2 separate regions of the Mus musculus genome follow, and region 2 is linked to region 1. The links are chromatin loops, found by intact Hi-C in ENCODE. Cell type or tissue: left cerebral cortex. All regions are shown on one strand. Links, peaks and the distances in the headings refer to the core of each region. The heading gives the core; the rest is flanking DNA.

The links. Hi-C counts contacts between places; a loop is a spot of excess contacts. Peaks named below come from ENCODE experiments on the same cell type or tissue, not always from the same donor. Only the 100,000 strongest peaks of a DNase experiment are listed, where the experiment ranks them.
Region 2: it touches region 1 in a loop (6-fold over the local background); 6 of 42 quality-filtered maps call a loop at or near these places.

What each region holds. Positions count from the first base shown.
Region 1 is chr12:83,917,342-83,926,119 of GRCm38, reverse strand. Gm31386 (a long non-coding RNA gene) reads right to left here and starts at 4,232. Exons shown (of 3, transcript XR_381772.3): 1 at 3,715-4,232. It also overlaps a transcript of Numb not described here. In left cerebral cortex, for the core only: CTCF peaks have their summits at 4,287 and 8,146 (motif pointing left); DNase peaks (open chromatin) are centred at 2,921, 4,088, 5,104, 7,272 and 1 more place; H3K4me3 peaks cover 2,682 bases; H3K27ac peaks cover 3,739 bases.
Region 2 is chr12:83,846,001-83,854,778 of GRCm38, reverse strand. It overlaps a transcript of Numb not described here. Among named protein-coding and RNA genes, the nearest start is that of Numb, 8.0 kb to the right of the region's middle. In left cerebral cortex, for the core only: no CTCF peak of the experiment used is centred there; DNase peaks (open chromatin) are centred at 3,202, 3,667 and 4,246; H3K27ac peaks cover 2,173 bases.

The DNA of each region.
Region 1 (8,778 bases), core at 577-8,576:
CCTTTCAATAGCACAATGGCAGCATTATGAGCTGACACCTTACCCATTTTATAAATAAGCACACTATAAGCACATCATTTTTCTTGAGGATGAAAATGAGTATTTACTAGTAAGGCATGGTATGGCATTAAAAAAAAAATCACAGGGGCTGGAGAGATGGCTCAGTGGTTAAGAGCACTGACTGCTCTCCCAGAGGTCCTGAGTTCAATTCCCAGCAACCTCATGGTGGCTCACAACCATCTGTAATGGGATCGGATGCCCTCTTCTGGTGTGTGTCTGAAGAGAGTGACAGTGTACTCATATACATAAAATAAATACATCTTTAAAAAAAAATCCCAGGCATCTGGAACAGAAAAGCAAACAGCTCTGCCCATGAGAACGGCCCCTTCCACACTCTCCCCCACTTTGCCTTCTCATCCACAAACCAGTCTTGAACTTTGAAGCCACAGTGCTCAGTTCCAGCACGGGAAAAACGGCTTGGCACTTCCATCTATTAGAAGTTCTTCTGCTTGGGATGGTAAAATCATCTTTTGCCTTGTGTTCAGCCAGAGGTCACCTTTATGAAGACATGTCCTTGGCTTGGCTACATAAATCTGTCCTTCCTTTGTCAGCTCTGACCAGCTGCCAGAGCAGCAGTCTTTGAACTTGGGGAGGCTTCCCAAGAAGATACGGAACAAGAGCCTTATAGAATGCATCCCAGGCACTTTTTTCCTTTAACGAGTGAGTGGCAGACACTGCACTTTACCTATCAGTGCACTTAAGCAAGCCAGTGTAAAGTCCACAGGCAGCACTGGGAGGGGGCAGCCTCCGGAGGGGAGGGCTGGCTCAGCGCTCTCCTGGGCTCCCAGACCAGTTTTCTGTCTCTCATGGCGGCTTCTCTCTTGCTTTCTCTTCTTCTTTCCTCAGGTCTTTCTCCTCCCCAAGCCCCTCTTTTCTTCCTAACTCTTTCCACCTTGTTAACTACTTCTTATCAGTAATCTTGCCTCCAGTGGCTGGCGGGGCGGCAGGTAACTCTGGCCCTGGTCTGCTCCCACCGCAACTTACTTCTCTAGCCCATCTGGAACTGGAATTGTGTCTAGAAAAGGGGGATCGGAGGATTGAAGACTTCCACAGGCAAGACATAGAGCTTATCGAAGGTGGGATTTGGCTCTTTAGACCAAAAAGCAAGCAAACAAACAAGCAAATAAATAAAATAAAAACCAAAAGCAAAAAAAAAAAAAAAAAAATGCCCAAAACAACAACAAAAAAAAAACCCAACCAAACAAACAATCAAAAACAACAACAACAAAACAAAACCCAAAACTAAACAAAAGAAAAAGAAAAAGAAATGAACGGAGACTTGAGTGTTGAATGTTGCTCTGTAAGAAGAAGGTAGAGAGGAAATGCCTTAGAGCCCATGAAGGCCTGGGCTTCTACTGTACCCCTCAGATATCAGGGTACCACAGTGAGTCCCCCATTTTGCACTCAGTTGGTAGAGTCACATTTGAGTCACATTAGAGTCACATTTGCCGCTAGCATACCTGCCATCATGGTCTGAATCAAGAGGTTCTGAACAGATAGCATCTACAGCAACCTCCACAGGCAGCCATACCAAACACAGAGCTGCAGACAAGCAGGCTCCAGGGCTCTTGATTTCTAAGAGGCCCTGTGGGGGGCTGGGAGTGCTGGAGAAGTACACAGAGCAGGGAGGCGAAGCAAGGGGCAATGGTAGCAGGCTAACCCCATGTGGATAAAACCAAAGACTTCGAGCAGTTTTGTTAACCCAACACCCTTGGTTAGTTCTAAGTGTGCATCTTAAAGCCTTCCTTCTTTCAACTTTTCTTCTTCCTGCTGGTTGTACACATTTATTTTAATTTTCCTCTTATTTTACAAAGGGGAACCTTGGGAAGTAGATGGGTAGGAGCGACCCAGGACAAAAGCTTGTTTTTAGTGGTTGAGATAATGAGTGGCTGACCTTTGTGGCAATTATTCACCAACTTTTGTGATAGCAGTCTGAGTTCCTAAACTTAGTGGTCGAGTCCCCTTCTCGAGACTGCCCTAATTCTATGTTCTGTATGGCACCTCATCACTGTGGCTGTGCAAGGGCCATTATTATCCAGAGCACCATAATAATGGCCATGCCCTCCTATGACGCTATTGTTTCCGATCTGCTAGGACATTAATTGCCTTCTGACTTGCTCTAAAATTGGTACTACAGCACAGCATCAAGGCTAGGGAAGGAGGCTGCTGGCGAGGCATTGAAAGGCTGTGTAAAAGGATGCTGGGATGTTGCAGCCTCTCCAGGCCCCTTCCTATTTGCTTATTTACTTCCCATGTTATAAGATGCTAGCTCAGGTCTTCTGTCCTGACTTCCATCTTATCTTGGTCAGTGCGTGATCTTTTCCTTCAGTGAAATGATTCAGCCATCTCTGGAGTTATTTTGGCTTTCACACTTTCCTTTTATGGATTTTCTGTGAGTCACTGAATTGAATGGGAGGGTATTTCTAAATTGGAAGGTGAGGATGAGAGAAAAGGGAAGAAGGTTCCAGAAGATAACTAGGGGGAAAAAAACCACCCCACTTCATTGTTATGTATAGTTACTGGAGGAATAATTTCCACTTAGTTTGATGATAGAAATATGCAGTTTATTTCAGCTCAACTAAAAATATAGACAGCTCTCCCTCCCCACAACCCCTACCTCATAATAATAAGCTACATAGTTTTAGATTCTGGAGCTTGCTCTGTAAAGGGCAGAAGGTTAATAAACAGAAGAGATATGGCAGGAGTTACAGCAAAAAGGCAAAGTACAAAATTTCCAAAGTCCACTCCGGGATCCACCGGAAGGCCTTTATTCCAAGACCTTGTGTTTGAGAGCATAGACCTCCTTAAAAATCTATTACCACAGCTTTGCCTATTCCCCGTGGGGTTGTGGAGAAGGTATATTTAAATTTGACTTAGAAACTGCAAGAGTAATCAGGCCACATTTTCTTATTTAGGAGCAGGAAAAGCGCTGGGGATGAAAAAGCAGAGAAAGCTAATGATGAATGCATTTCTAGGAGCAGAGAGTTTTTATAGCAACACCAGATCTCTCAAAAATGCCTACTGGGACTTGTACCCAAATGAACGAGAAATGCGATCATTTATTCTTGTGTATTGTACCAAGTGATGGGGGAAAAACCCTGCGATTCATTCAATGGTTCTATTTTAGGCTGCTTAGGATAGGAGAGGTAGAAAAAGAGCAAACGTGGGGGGGGGGGCAGAAGGAGGAGGGAAGAGGGATGGAGAGAGAGAGAAAGAGAAGAGAAGAGAAGAGAAGAGAAGAGAAGAGAGACTGAGACTAATTGGTATCTGCCAGATAGCTAGTAATACTATTTAAGAGCTCCAAAACTTAAAAGCCAAGTTGTGCTTGGAAGTGGTAGTGGTGGGGGCACGGTGAAATTCTTATTTCCAAATCACTATAAGGATAAATTGCTGCCCGTGTTTTTAAAACTTGATGATGGTTGTTTGGTTACTTGGCAGACCCTGGAAAGTGGGTCTGGAAGCTGGAAAACTCTAGAATACGACAGGTACAATTATAAATATAATTTCTTGGCGATATTTATAAATGCAATGGGAGCCCGACTGCTGCTTAATAAACAGCCGCGCTCTGCCCGAACCTAAAGCATGGAAAACTACCGGAAAGAACTTCAAGGAAACTTGAAGAAAACACGAGGGAAATTTTGATCTATGAGATACCTTTCGGCTGAGGAATTGGACTGTTCTTAAACACAACCCCTGAAGTCGATGTTTTCCAAGCGCTCCCTCCTTAAGCTGGCAGAGATTTTTCCCCTTGTTGGAAGAGAACTAGAAAAGGAAGAGTAGATTGCGCCAACCCCACAACAAAGAGTTAACCCTTCCCGGTAACCTCGGACGTGAGCGTCTGCCCCGTCTTTGCTTTCTACTGCGCAACCAAACTGTGCACAGGGCTTGAACCAACCGTGGCCAGCACACTCCTTGCCAGTTAAGGTAACAGACACTATCAGTAGCCTATCATAACTTCGAACTGCCCAATCATCAACCAATTACAACTAAAGCATGATCTAGGCCGGTCCAGGTCCGGGCGGGGGCGAAGACTCGGTCCAGGAAAAGGGGCGGTAAAGAGAGGATGACGGACAGGAAGAGTCAACCAATCGCAGCAGAGGGCCGCCGCCCCTCCACCCAATGGATAAGTTGGAAGTGTGGTATGGGGCGGGCCTGTTGTCATGGGGGAGGTGGTGGCGCTTGGTGGCTACTGGCGGCGGAGGTAGAGTCTGAGGCGCCGGAGTTGTTCAGGGCCAGCGGCAGGTGAGTGCGGGCGAGGCGGGCCTGAGGTGCGGAGGCGGTGGCGGGCCGGAAACTCTAGCTTTGCGCTCCGGAGGCGGAGGCCGCGGGCGAGAGGCCAGGGCTGCGGGCCGGGTCGTGTCGGGGTCGGGCGCGGCGGGAGATCGGCGGGGTTCCTGCCGGCAGAGTTGGAGCTGGGAAGGTAGGTTGGCGCGGGACTCCGGCGGGGGCCAGGCCGGGAGGTCCCTTGGGCTGCCCGGCAGCGGCCCTGGGGACAGTGACGGGAGGCCGGTGTGTGCGCGACTTCCTGAAGAGACCCGAGCGGCGGGGGTCTGCGAGCGAGGGGGGGACCCGGAGCGAGCGGCTCCGGGGCTGGAGAGTCTAGGGGATACCGGGGTTTCTCGGTGCTCTGGGAGCCGCGGGGGCCGACAAAACTGGGAGTGGCCCCTGTCGGAGAGAAGTAGGAGGTGGGGAGACCGAGGGCGGCCGGGGTCCGGGGGGTGACAGGGAGCGGAGGAAAGGCACCGAGTACGGCGCGACCCCCAGAGAAGGGCAGCTGTCGGGGGAGGAAGGGTCTGCGGGGTGGAGACCTTGAACCAACTCCTCCGGGGAGGGGCCGCGGCCGCCCTGCCCCCCACAGCGGGTTTGGGACCTGAGTCTGAGCTGAGGACCCTCGGAGCCAAGGCTTTAAGCCGCCCGAGTTGGGATTTGAGACTAGGGTAAGGGTTCAGCGGGAAAGTGCAAGTTCCCTTAAGCAAAATGGGATGGAGGTAAGAGGGGAAGAGTAATTTCCCTGGAGGGAGGGAGTTAGAGAGATCTGGGGGAAACTTGCCCGGGAGTGGGTGAGTGGTCTTGTGGAAGGAAGCTGGCCAGGCCAATGGATCGAGCATTTAACAATGGTGCTGGTGAGGGCTTCCGAGAACAGGAGAAACTAATTGCTACTAATATGCCAAGCTGAACCAGAGACTCCGTCCTTAAAAGCAAGGTGACAGTGGCTTGGAAGCTAGGGCTTTAGAAATGAGTTTTAGAATGACAGCGAAAATACTGGAAAATAAGGACATCAACAGGATGGGGAATTTGAGAGGAAAAGGGGAGGAGTAGCCGAACTAAAGGAGCAAAACCGACTGGATCAGATTGAGGGTATTCATGAAGCGGATAGGCATACCCTGCTAAATTGAAAATAACTTAGAATTCTTGTACTATCACTTATCTGGTAATACTGGCAGTTTTTACTTACAGGGATTTAAATTGTATTTATTTTTTATTCATTCATACATTTTTGAGGAAGGGTCTTGCGCAGAAGCTCTGGCTGTTTTTTGTATAGACCAGGCTCTCCTAAACTCACAGAGTTCAAGTGCCTCTGTCTCCTGAGTGCTGAGATTACAGGTATTTCAAAAAGTTTTTTTTTTTTTAATGTATTTGTAGAATTTTTAGAGTGGTGGCTGGTGCAGAACTCAGTACTGGTTTGTTACATAGAAAGTATCCAAGATTGGAAATGCCTTCATACAGATTGGTTGGCGCCACCCGAGGTTTCGGAACCAGAAGGCCTAGGGGTGGGGGTCAAGAATTCAGCCCAAGTGATGCTTAGTGTTCTTCAAGGGATCAGTCATATTCTGAGGACAACTTGCTTTAATAAAAACTAGTAGTAATCAGCCTTAAAATATCAGAATACCTGTCCATCTTGCTGAAGAGGTAAGGGGGGGGGAGAAAGAGAACACAACTTATTATAAAGGGTCCCCCCCCCCAAGTACTGTGGATGATACTCAATATCTCACACAAGCTAGACATGGGCTCTATCGAAAAGTACTACTTCCCTAACCCAAACATTTTTTTTTGAGATCTTAAAAAAATTTATTGATTATTGAAAGCAAAACAGAATACACTAGCCTCACATTTGATAAAGAAAAATCTTGTTTAGGGAAACTTCTTATATACATGTTTTAAGTCACAGTGTAAAATCTATGTCTTTCAGTCAGAAAAGTTTGACAAACTGTTTTGAGTTGCACACTATGGCAGAAGTATCCCTTCAATGTTGAGGAATTAAGTTACTTATTTTGCAGTAGTTCTCAGGTGGTGATAACGGCAGTTTGGACAGTTTGACATTACTAGGACTTGCATTGAGCCTCTGATTCTGATCCACTTTTGTGGATCCTGAGAACATGGCGTGCACACTTACAGGGAACAGAGGCAGAGAAACAATGGTGTCTCAGATGGCCCTCTGCTGCCTCACCTGTGCCTTCCTGTTACCAGTTTTCCTTTCACTGTACTGTAAAAGACATTAACATCTATCAACTAACTCAATATCGAACTGGTTTAGAATATTTCATGTATAAAGGATAAACAAGCACAAAAGAAAACACTGCAAGTGAGAAAAATGAAAGGATTTCTTATTCTTAGAGACTAATATTAGCACTCTGACATCTGAGACAGGAGGATTGCTGGAAGGCATTGGCCGTCCTGAGCTAGAGAGAGAGACCAGTCTTTAAACAACAAAACCAAGAAGGGAGAAAGGAGAGAGAACAAGTACTGATGGGGTAGAGGCTTAACTATGGAGACACTTGTGGGTTGTGCAGGAGCTCTTGTTGTGTGGATTCTATTGTCCTGAGAGTGAAGTGGGTTCGGTATATCTTGTATACTTGTCTCAGGAAGCTAAATGTAATTTACAGTATGTATTTACAGCTGTAGTTAAAGTGTATATTGAATGTTTTGTCTTATTCTTAGATGAGTTTTTTTTTTCCCCCTCTGGAAAACCAGATGGCTGCCAGGCATAGTGGTGCACAATTATAATTCAGACACCTGGGAGGATGAAACAGGAGGATTGATGTTGATTAGAGGCTAGCCTGGGTTACACAGCAAGCCCTTCTTTCCCTCTCCCTCTGCCTTGCCCCTTCCCCACTCTGTTGCTTGTTTGTTTGTTTGTTTGTTTGTTTTGAGACAAGGCTTCTCTATGTAACCCTGTCTATCCTGGAACTGGCTCTATAGACCAGGAACTGAAGAGATCAGCTGCCTGCCTGCCTCTGCCTCCTGAGTGCTAGTATGGAGGGGTACACCACCACTCTTGGTGAAGACCTTTTCTCCGTGACAGTGACACCACCATAAAACAAGCTGAAAACCAGATGGCTTATTTTCAAACTAGCTGGAGTTGCTTTAGATCTGGGTCTGTGGATACAAGAATAAAGAAACCAGTACTGAAAACTGAAAAAGACAATCCTTGCAGGTCTCTTTAAAAATCTTTAATCCAGGGGATTATGTAGCCTTTCATTAATGTTTTATGAAATTGTGAAGAAATATTGCTGCAGCTTTGCATCAATACTTTTTAGGTTTCCCCCCCCCTCTTTTTAATTCTATTTCAGATAGTTCTAAATTAAACAAAATTTTGATTCCAAAATAAAATTCCAAATGGGAGGCCAAAAACCATATAATCATTTTATGTTTGATTTCAAAAATAGTCTTTTCACAAAATAAATTCACTATTTGGGGGTTGGGTTGGAGTAGATAAAATTTCCAAAAACTTTCAATTTTTTTTATATTGAATTAAATGCAGTATTCCTATCACTAGTGTGATTGCACTTTATGTCTTTGTATGCATGTATATGTGTATGTATGTACATATATATATATGTACATACATACACACACAAACTAAGTGATGGAAGAATTAAAATCTTAACTGTGGAGAGAAATAGAAAAGTTCATTCCTGGGGCTGGTAAGATGGCTCAGTGGTTATGAGTACCAACTGCTCTTCCGAAGGTTCTGAGTTCAAATCCCAGTAACCACATGGTGGCTCACGTCCGCCCGTAATGAGATCTGACTCCCTCTTCTGGAGTGTCTGAAGACAGCTACAGTGTACTTACATATAATAAATAAATAAATCTTTAAAAAAAGTTCATTCCTTATAATGTTGGACATTGGGCAATTAGATTACTTGCTTTAATAACTGGACTTTATTCAGTTAATGTATTATTCACCCATAATTTAATCATACTTATCTATGAATAGCTTTGATTGCTCAACTCATTTTACAGTGAAATTCATTAACCTGTAGTTGAATAAATGATAGATTTTGAATCCCAAAGAAACCTTTCCCCGCTGGACTTGAGACTCACTTGCACTTATCAAGGTTTACTTAGATGAGTGATTTTTAAATGAAACTTTACTTAGTAATAGTTAATTTATCTTATTTTCTATTTCAGGGATGTCCCTCTTCCCGTTATAATAGCTTCTGTTCTGCCTCTCTGCCTCCTGTTCCCAGCTGCTCAGATAGTAGTCCTTGGAAATGGTGGTGCCTGGGAACCCAGCCTGTAAAAGCACAAATCCCCTCTTTCTACGTGGTTTTTACTTTACTTCAAGAATTCCTTTATCAGAAAAGATCCCATAGTAAACTTACCACCTTTTAAAAAAGTACTTTATTCAGTAAAGTACCTGAAAAGCTCGAATTTTTAAAACCTTAGTGTTACCATAAATCCTTTAGTTGCAAAGAAATTGTGTTTTTATAACGT
Region 2 (8,778 bases), core at 276-8,275, 71 kb after region 1:
CAAAACAAACAAACAAAAAAAACCTTTTCTACTTGTCTACACTAAATATTTTCATCTGTTAACAGCTAGTAAAGAAAGTCATTATTTTAAATTATCTAAATTTATTTGAGCAAAGTTTAGGCTACAATATACATAAACCAAAATTAATGTTGAATAAATTAGACTTAGAGAAAAATCACCAATTTGACCGAATTCAAATCTGTTGTGAGTCTTGTGAAATAACAGCTTACAGACCTGACACCAACGGGTGCCCTATGTACTGTATTAGTCACTGTTGCATCACTCTGATGATAATACCTGACAGAAACAATTTAGAGAAGGTGGTTTTGGCTCACACCCTCCACGAGTGTGAGTCCATGATGGCAGGGAAGGCTTGGCAGAACCTTGAGTTCATGCATAATGGAGCATAGGAGACATGGTTCCCAATTTAAGTCTGTGTTCATAGATTAGCTTTGTGCTTGATATAGATGCATGTATGTATGTATATGTGTGGATGTATTGGTCATATGCATGCCCTACCATGATTTTTAAAAATCTTTCCTTATTATATTCTGTGTGTATGTGTACAGCATATCTATAAGAGAATTTGGAAATTCAAAGAGGTATCTGATGCCCTGGAACTGGAGTTATGGATAGCAGTGAGCCACCATGTGGATGCTGGGAATTAAACCTGGGTTCTCTGGAAGAGCAGCCAATGCTCTTAACTACTTATTTATTTATTTATTTATTTATTTATTTATTTATTTATTTATTGAGACAGGGTTTCTCTGTATAGCCCTGGCTGTCCTGGAACTCACTTTGTAGACCAGGCTGGCCTCAAACTCAGAAATCCGCCTGCCTCTGCCTCCTGAGTGCTGGGATCAAAGGCGTGCACCACCATGCCCAGCTTCTTAACTACTTTTAATTGCTGAGCCATTTGTCAACCCTTTTCATACATTTGTGTCTAGTAGTTTCTGCTCCATATTGTTAGCGCACTAGTAACTCTTTAGGGTTTTTTTTTTTTAAATATAATTTTGCTAATTACTTTGTATTGTTTTATAGATAATTAGCTGGATAATCTAGCCTAGAGTGTTATTAAGAATGCTGTTTTGGGGGCTGGAGAGCTGGCTCAGAAATTAAGAGCACTGATTGCTCTTCTGGAGGTCCTGAGTTCAAATCCCAGCAACCACATGGTGGCTCACAACTATCTGTAACGAGATTGGATGCCCTCTCCTGGTGCATCTGAAGACAGCTATAGTGTACTTATATAAGAGAAATAAATATTATATCAAAAAGAGTGCTGTTTTCTCATTGTTATGAGCTTTTTTTCTATTTATGATTCCTTAAGATAGAAACTTATCAACTTTTCTTTCCCCTCCTTTTCTTTTTTTCTGTGGTGCAGGGAATTGAACCCAGGTCCTCACACATGCTAGGCAGACATATCCTATTTTTATTTTCTAATCTAATTTAAAAGTGGCCCTGGCCCATGAGTCTTTTTATTATTAATTATATATATTTTTCCAAGTGTGAGGTTTCTATAATTGTCTTTATATTTCTCTCATGGTCGGCTATAATCTGTAGTCCATAAGTACATGTGTGGTCTCAAATTTTGAAAAGTATGTGTATATACATATGTGTATCTTTCTGTCATATTCTATTTGAATTACAAAAAAAGATTGAACTATCTTCTGTAATCAAGAAGAGGTGCATCTAAAGCACAGTAATGTAGACAGTCTACGGCTAAGAGGATGGGCCAGCGTGAGCAGGCAAATGAAGACTATAAACAGCTGCTGCTGTGTGATGGGCTCTGTGGCTTCTCCTCGTGCTGATGAGGCTTGAGTGAGTAGCCAGTGATCCATGTCTTCATTTTTACAGTGCTTTCTAGAAAACTCATAATTAATGGAGATTTATTAACACTTTCAGCAGCATTTTTCTTTAGTGAAATATAAAATAGTGGTACATTTTGCAGTTGATGGCATCTAGTATTACCAGTTCCTTGAGTCAGAGCCAAGTTTTTTGTCTCATGATGGAGAAGAATGAGGAATAAAGACAATACAAGCAGGGCAGGCGAGCCAAGGTTATTAGGAAATAAAGATTCAGCTCTCTAATGAGTTGCCAAGTAATGCTTTGGGAGCAGAGGGTGTTTGTGTCCTGAGAATGGGCCAGTTTGGTCCTATCTGTATGCAAATGAGGAACTAAGCCAGGACGAATCTGGTTACTTAATTCATATGTAAGTGGGTAATTCTGATCAGGTAGGCAGGCATGTATGTATAGGCTCAGGAAAGCCCACTGCAAGTTCCATGTCAAGGATGACGATCCAGCAGGTAAAAAGAACAGAGGCTGCTGGTGAGCCAGTGTCTTTCTTGATGGTTAGGCTTTTGGATTTTGATTCCTTAGCTTACCAATTACGTCATTCATTTAAAAACCTTGGTGTTCTTGGAGGTGACTGCCAGTTCCACCAAGACATAGATTACTGTTTCCCTTGACTCTGTATCCTGACTGCCTACAAATGAAGGCTGCAGTGTTCCTAACTCCTACTACTACCTCTGATAAAACACACATCTTTACATATACAGTATAGTGTGGTTCTTTACCTCATCCTACTTAAAATGCCCCTTTCTCTATTGTCACTGTATACTTAAATCATTCAAAACTGTTAAAGGATGGAATATATGTATACACATACACACAGTCACACTTCGGTTATCCCAAACTCCGTCTTCCCCGTGCTAGGTAAGTAAGTACCATACCCCCACCTGAGGATATGGTTTAATTTTCTTATCCTGACTCTTCTTCCATCTTACACAGTATTTTGTTGGACTCAAGGTGATATTAGTAATTAAGGGAAACATGTAGATATGATGAATCATAGTAAAAATTGTAACATTCATATTAGTGACCAGTTAAAGCACTTTGAAAGAAATGAAGAGTTGTGTAATAAAATGGGGTTAACTTTAGAAGCCCACATCTTTAATCCTAGCACTTGGGAGACAGACATAGTTGGATCTCTGTGAGGTCAGCCTGGGCTACATAGCAAGTTCTAGGACAGTCAGAGATACATAATACAGATACCCTGCTTGTTTGTTTTTTAAAAAGAATTGTAAAGGACAGGAGAGATGGCTCAGTGATTGAGTGTGCTTGCTACTCTTGGAGTCAGCCTGGGTTTAGCTTCCGACACCCAGGAGGAGTCCCATAACCATCTGTAACTCCAGTTCTACTAGGACCTGATGTCGTCTGCTGGTTTCTATGGAAGCCAGGTATGCATGGAGTGCACACACATACATGCAAGCAAGGGACTCATATACAGAAATTTAACAATAATTCTAAAACCTTTAAAACAGATACATCTTTTCTTAAAAAACGAATTATAGGGAAAGTTTTTGGAAAGTGAAAATGACCTCATTGATGTCATCAGTCGATGACATTGAAGGCGAAACTTGGACATATTACAAAGAAATAAGCTCTTGAAAAGCCAAGAAGAAACTGTTTCAGGAAAAAGAAACAGCAGGCTCCAACTGGAAATAAGCTTCAGGAAACCAAAGAACCATAACGACTTAGTTAAGGAGACTGCCATTCCAAGCTGAGAGTCAGACAGGGGCCATACCTTAGTATATGAACATTTACTGAGTATTTATATCTGCATGCTGTTTTAAGCATCTGAGTCACTAAAAGCTTAGTTTCAATTTGATTTGCAGATACATTTAGAAAGCAAGTGGATGTTTACATGGTGCCATAATCTATTTTTAAAAGATTATTCTGGGACTTGAGATGGCCCAGCAGATTAGGGTACCTGCCACCAAGTTTATTGATCTGAATTTGATCCCTGGGACCCTCACGTTGGAAAGAGAAAACAGACTTCTACACTCAGTCGTCAGTGAATATAAAGTTTTAGCTACCGTGTACATGGTTGATCAGAGAGGAACAATAGAAATGCGTCCTAGTTTTCACTTTACTCCAGACAAGCGATGAAGTTGAATTGGGCTGTGGTGGTTCCGGCGGTGGAGACAGAGGTATGTTTTAGAAGTGTTTGCTGATAACTTTGGTTAGGGAACAGGGATGCAAATAAGGTAAGAGAATGATTAGTGAGGTTAAAAGAGCTGAAGACAACGTAAAGATACTTGTGAAGGGAGACATATCCCTGTCCTGCCCTCCTCCTCTTCCCTCTCATTCTTCCCTCCCCTCCTCTTGCTTCCTACTTTCCCCTCCCCTGCCACTTTTCCGCTTCTTCTCATCCCCTCTTCTCACTTCTCATTCTTGGAACCGAGCATATTTTTATTCTCGTCTGCCTCTCCAGATTCCAGCACCTTCCTACACTTGACAGATGCTTAGGAGAGGAGAGTCAGTATAAAAAGTAGGTTATGATTCTCAGGAACTCTGCCCTTTGTCACCAACATCTTCCTTTGCTAAATCAGTTGTTCCTACATAGAGCAAAATTAAATTTTGTTTTTTAAGTAAAGGTAAGTTCTTGAATATGTTCCTAGTAAAATCAGCCTATGAATGTGTGATGGCCATATTGTTTTACTGTCTTTTATATTTTCAACTCTCCCTGTTTAGCATACCCTGGGTTTGAACTCATGATCCTCCCATCTTAGCCTTGTAGGTGTGCTAGCACTGAAGTGTCTGGCTTTGAGTATATGCATAACATTTTTTAATCTATAAAATATTACTTAAGTATGCTTAAAATATACTTAAGTATTCATGAATCATAAATTGGGTTCACCAGTTGTTTTCCAAATTAAAAAATAAAACTAGGGCTTGGCAGGATGGCTCAGCAGGTATAAATATTAACTTTGTAAACCTGATGGCCTGAGTTGGATTCCTGGGGTGCATAGTGGAATTGACTCCCTAAAAATTACCATCTGACCTCCACATGGTATGCTGTGGCACTTGCACACCAGTAGTCACACTCATGTCATAGATACACATGCAGGAGCAGTAATAATGTAAGCTTTCAAAAATAGTTTGTAGTTACAAGAAGAGTCATGTTTGGTTGTATGGAGTTTTTGAAGGGCTAAAAATTGAAGCCAGGTTCTTGTGCATGGTAGGTAAGTAAGTGCTCTGCTGGTGCCAGAAATCCAGGGAAGGCCAGGAGGAATTCCTTAATTGTTAGCTTTTGCATCTCTCAGTGTTTTGGAGTAGCATGTGGTGGCAGGAGGCAGACTAGGATAGTGTTAACACTCTAGTGTTAATAGCTCATGTGGATGTGCTAGTTAAGGTGGCTATTGGGCCTGCAAATGTTAAGAGTTCCTATCTAGTTCTGGACAGCGATTGGCATTGCTGCTTCCAGACAGGCTTAGGTACTGGGATTTCAAATTTTGATAGCTTTTTTTTAAAAGATTTATTTATTTATTATATGTAAGCACACTGTAGCTGTCTTCAGACACACCAAAAGAGGGAGTCAGATCTCATTACGGATGGTTGTGAGCCACCATGTGGTTGCTGGGATTTGAACTCAGGACCTTTGGAAGAGCAGTTGGGTGCTCTTACCTGCTGAGCCATCTCACCAGCCCCTTGATAGCTTTTTGAACTCTTCTGGAGAACATTTTCACTTCTCTGGGTCTGTCCAGTCTTCAGTTTCTTCAGCTGAAGCCCTCTATCCTCATCTTGCCCAGTCCACCCCTTTGAACAGTCAGCTGTCTCTTTATGTGGCTGTTGTCACTGATGCCAATGTCAAGCAGGCAGTTACTCCCCATCTTTCACCACCTCCACCACTGTCAGCTGCCAGTCTTTAAGTCCCACCCCCTTTGCAGCTGTCAGTGCACCTGGCCACTCTGTCATGTTCACAGCTTGGCTGATGGCTGCTCAGCTCTCATGGCTATTGTCCTGCTGTTTCTGCCATTGCTGCTGCTACTCTTATCTGCTCTACTTTTCTTCATGTTACCAGCTCAGGCTACACTGCTAAAGTAGGCAAAGAGAGACTACTTGAGAAACTGTTGCTGCATATAAGGTTGCAACATTAGGGAAGCAGGTGCAGATGCTTGCAGGGTTGCCTAGGTAGGGTTCACTTAGGCTTGTGATAGCAGAAAACCTATTGCGTAATGTTTGGAACAGCCATAACTGGATCTGAACTTTCAGAAACCAGAGCAAGCAGTTTCAGTTGTCTTGGAGTTTCCTCAGTATCTAAGTGTGTTCAAAAGGGCTAGCTTGTGGGTAGTCCAACTGGCTGTTGAAAGATAATTCTAGCACTAATACTGGCTTTAATACTGCTTTTTAAACAATGTGTAACACCAATCTAGTTTCCCAGAAAAAAGTGGGTGACCCCCCTCCCCATCATTGTCACTGAGTCACACTCTACCCCCTGCCCTTACATTTTTTCCCTAAATATTTCCAGGCTCAACTTTTTATTGTGGGGCTTTCCCCCCAATATAAGTCTTTCATTGTCCCCAAAGAGCCCATCTTGTACTTGGAATTAGGATCTTGTTTCTGAAGCTGGGTCACTTAGGTCTTGCACATCAGCCTGCTGCACTGTTGCCTTTTCAGACACATCGATGCCATCCATTGTGGCTTGCTGAATCAAAGCAGCTGAATTTAAAACAAGTGCAGTATCATTTCCTTCAAGGATTAGTTCATCTTTCTGGGTTCAAGAGACAGAACAAGCAACACCTGTCCTCATCCAAACCCTGAAAGGTACTTTCCACCCAAGAAATTTCAGATTTCAACCAAAGACTCATTCTCCTAAATAATGACATTGATGGGGAAGTGAGCATACACAGACCTCATCTTGGAACAGAAGCCCAGTGTAATGTTCTTGTCTTAGTTAGGGTTTCCTTTGATGTGAAGAGATGCCATGACCAAGGCAACTCTTATAAGGACAACGTTTAATTGGGGCAGGCTTATAGCACGCAGCCTTTTTTTTTTAAGTTAAACTGAAATGTAAGCAAACTCAAATATACCAAAAGCTAAATTTATTGAGAGCTAAATTGTTTCCTTTGAAAAGAAGGACTCAGAAAAGGAGGAAAGAAAAGGAAAGAAGAGAAAAGAAAGATTAAGGTGATTGGCTGGCTGAATTATTATATACCTGCTTGGGAGAACAGAAACTTTATGGGTCATCCTCGGCCACCCATAAAGTTCAAAGCCAGCTCGGGCTATGTCAACTCTGATCTCAAAAGCAAAACAAAAACCAAAGTACATAAACAAGCCCTTTGTTTGTCTAACTTTCCCTGAATCTGCTTGTAAATGAACTTCTGACCGACAGCTATGAACTTTTAAAATGAATTTTATTTGTTCTATAATTATTTGTGTTAATTTACTTGTTTGTGATAAAGCTGTACCCTGTTGCTGTTTACTTGGCTCACTGCCTATGTGAAGCACTGAACCAGAGATAGAATTGAATATGTTAGGCTGATTTTACCAATTGGACCAATTGTAGTCCAGATGTTAATTAATGGTTTAACACAGTGGCTCTTAACTTTTCTAATATTGCAACCCTTAAATACAGTTCCTCATTTTGTGGTGACCCACACCGTAAAATTATTTTTGTTGCTACTTCATAACTCTAACTTTGCTACTATTATGAATCATAATGTAAGTATCAGAGTTTTCCGATGGTCTTAAGCAACCCCTGTGAGAGGGTCTGAAAACAACCCTTGATTTAACAGATTTATCATCTTGGGGGAATACATTCTGGAGCTTAGTTGTATCAACTTGACTCTATTCTTACTACTGCTTTCCTCTAAGTTTTTCAGTTCCCTTGTCTCCACCAAGGCCACCACCAGTACCCTAGTTTAAGTTCTCATTATAACGTGTCTGGAAGCCTTTCCCCTTCATATTTGTTTTCCATATTACTACCAGAGTGGTTAAACCAAATCACAAGTCTGACCATCCAAGTCAGGGTTTAAATCCTTTAAACACCTTCTGATTCCCATAAATCCTAGTTCCTTTTAGATTCTTTGGCCTCATCTCTGCTACTCCTTGCTGATCCACCACCTAATACTGGATTTTTGGCATCTATACTTTTATTGATGTAGTTGTTTGTCTTAGTTAGGGTTTTCATTGCTGTGAACAGATACCACGACCAAGGCAACTTTTATAAGAACAACATTTAATTGGGGCTGGCTTACAGGTTCAGAGGTTCAGTCCATTATCACCAAGGTGGGAGCATGGCAGCATCCAGGCAAGCATGGTGCAGGAGGAGCTGAGAGTTCAATATCTTGTTTCCAAAGGCAAACAGGAGAAGACTTGCTTCGAGGCAGCAACGATGAGAGTCTTAAAGCCCATGGCCACAGTGACACACTTCCTCCAACAATGCCACACCTCCAAATAATGCCACTCCCTAGGCCAAGCATGTTCAAACCACCACATTGCCTTTAGTTGAAATACTTTTTATTCTTGTTTGGTTTTTTTGGTTTTTGGTTTTGGGTTTTTTGTTTTTTTTTTTTTTGGTTTTTGGTTTTTGGTTTTTCAAGACAGGGTTTCTCTGTATAGCCCTGGCTGTCCTGGAACTCACTTTGTAGACCAGGCTGGCCACGAACTCAGAAATCCGCCTACCTCTGCCTCCCGAGTGCAGGGATTAAAGGTGTGCACCACCATGCCCGGTTTACTTTTTATTCTTATACCCTACCATCTGTCACTGATTTTGGTTCCTAAAACCTAACTCAGATTGTGACTGCTTATGGGAAATACCGGCTTGAGGGTTTCTCTATTATTATAGAGTCACTTAAAGTCAAGAAAGTAGTCTTACTAATTTCTGCACTAGTTTTAACAATAGGGCTAGATCGCACACAATAAGCTTCCAGCTTTCATTAAACCGCATATGTTGAGGTGAAGGCGAGGTCTTTAGGCATGAGAGAAAAGGGGGTG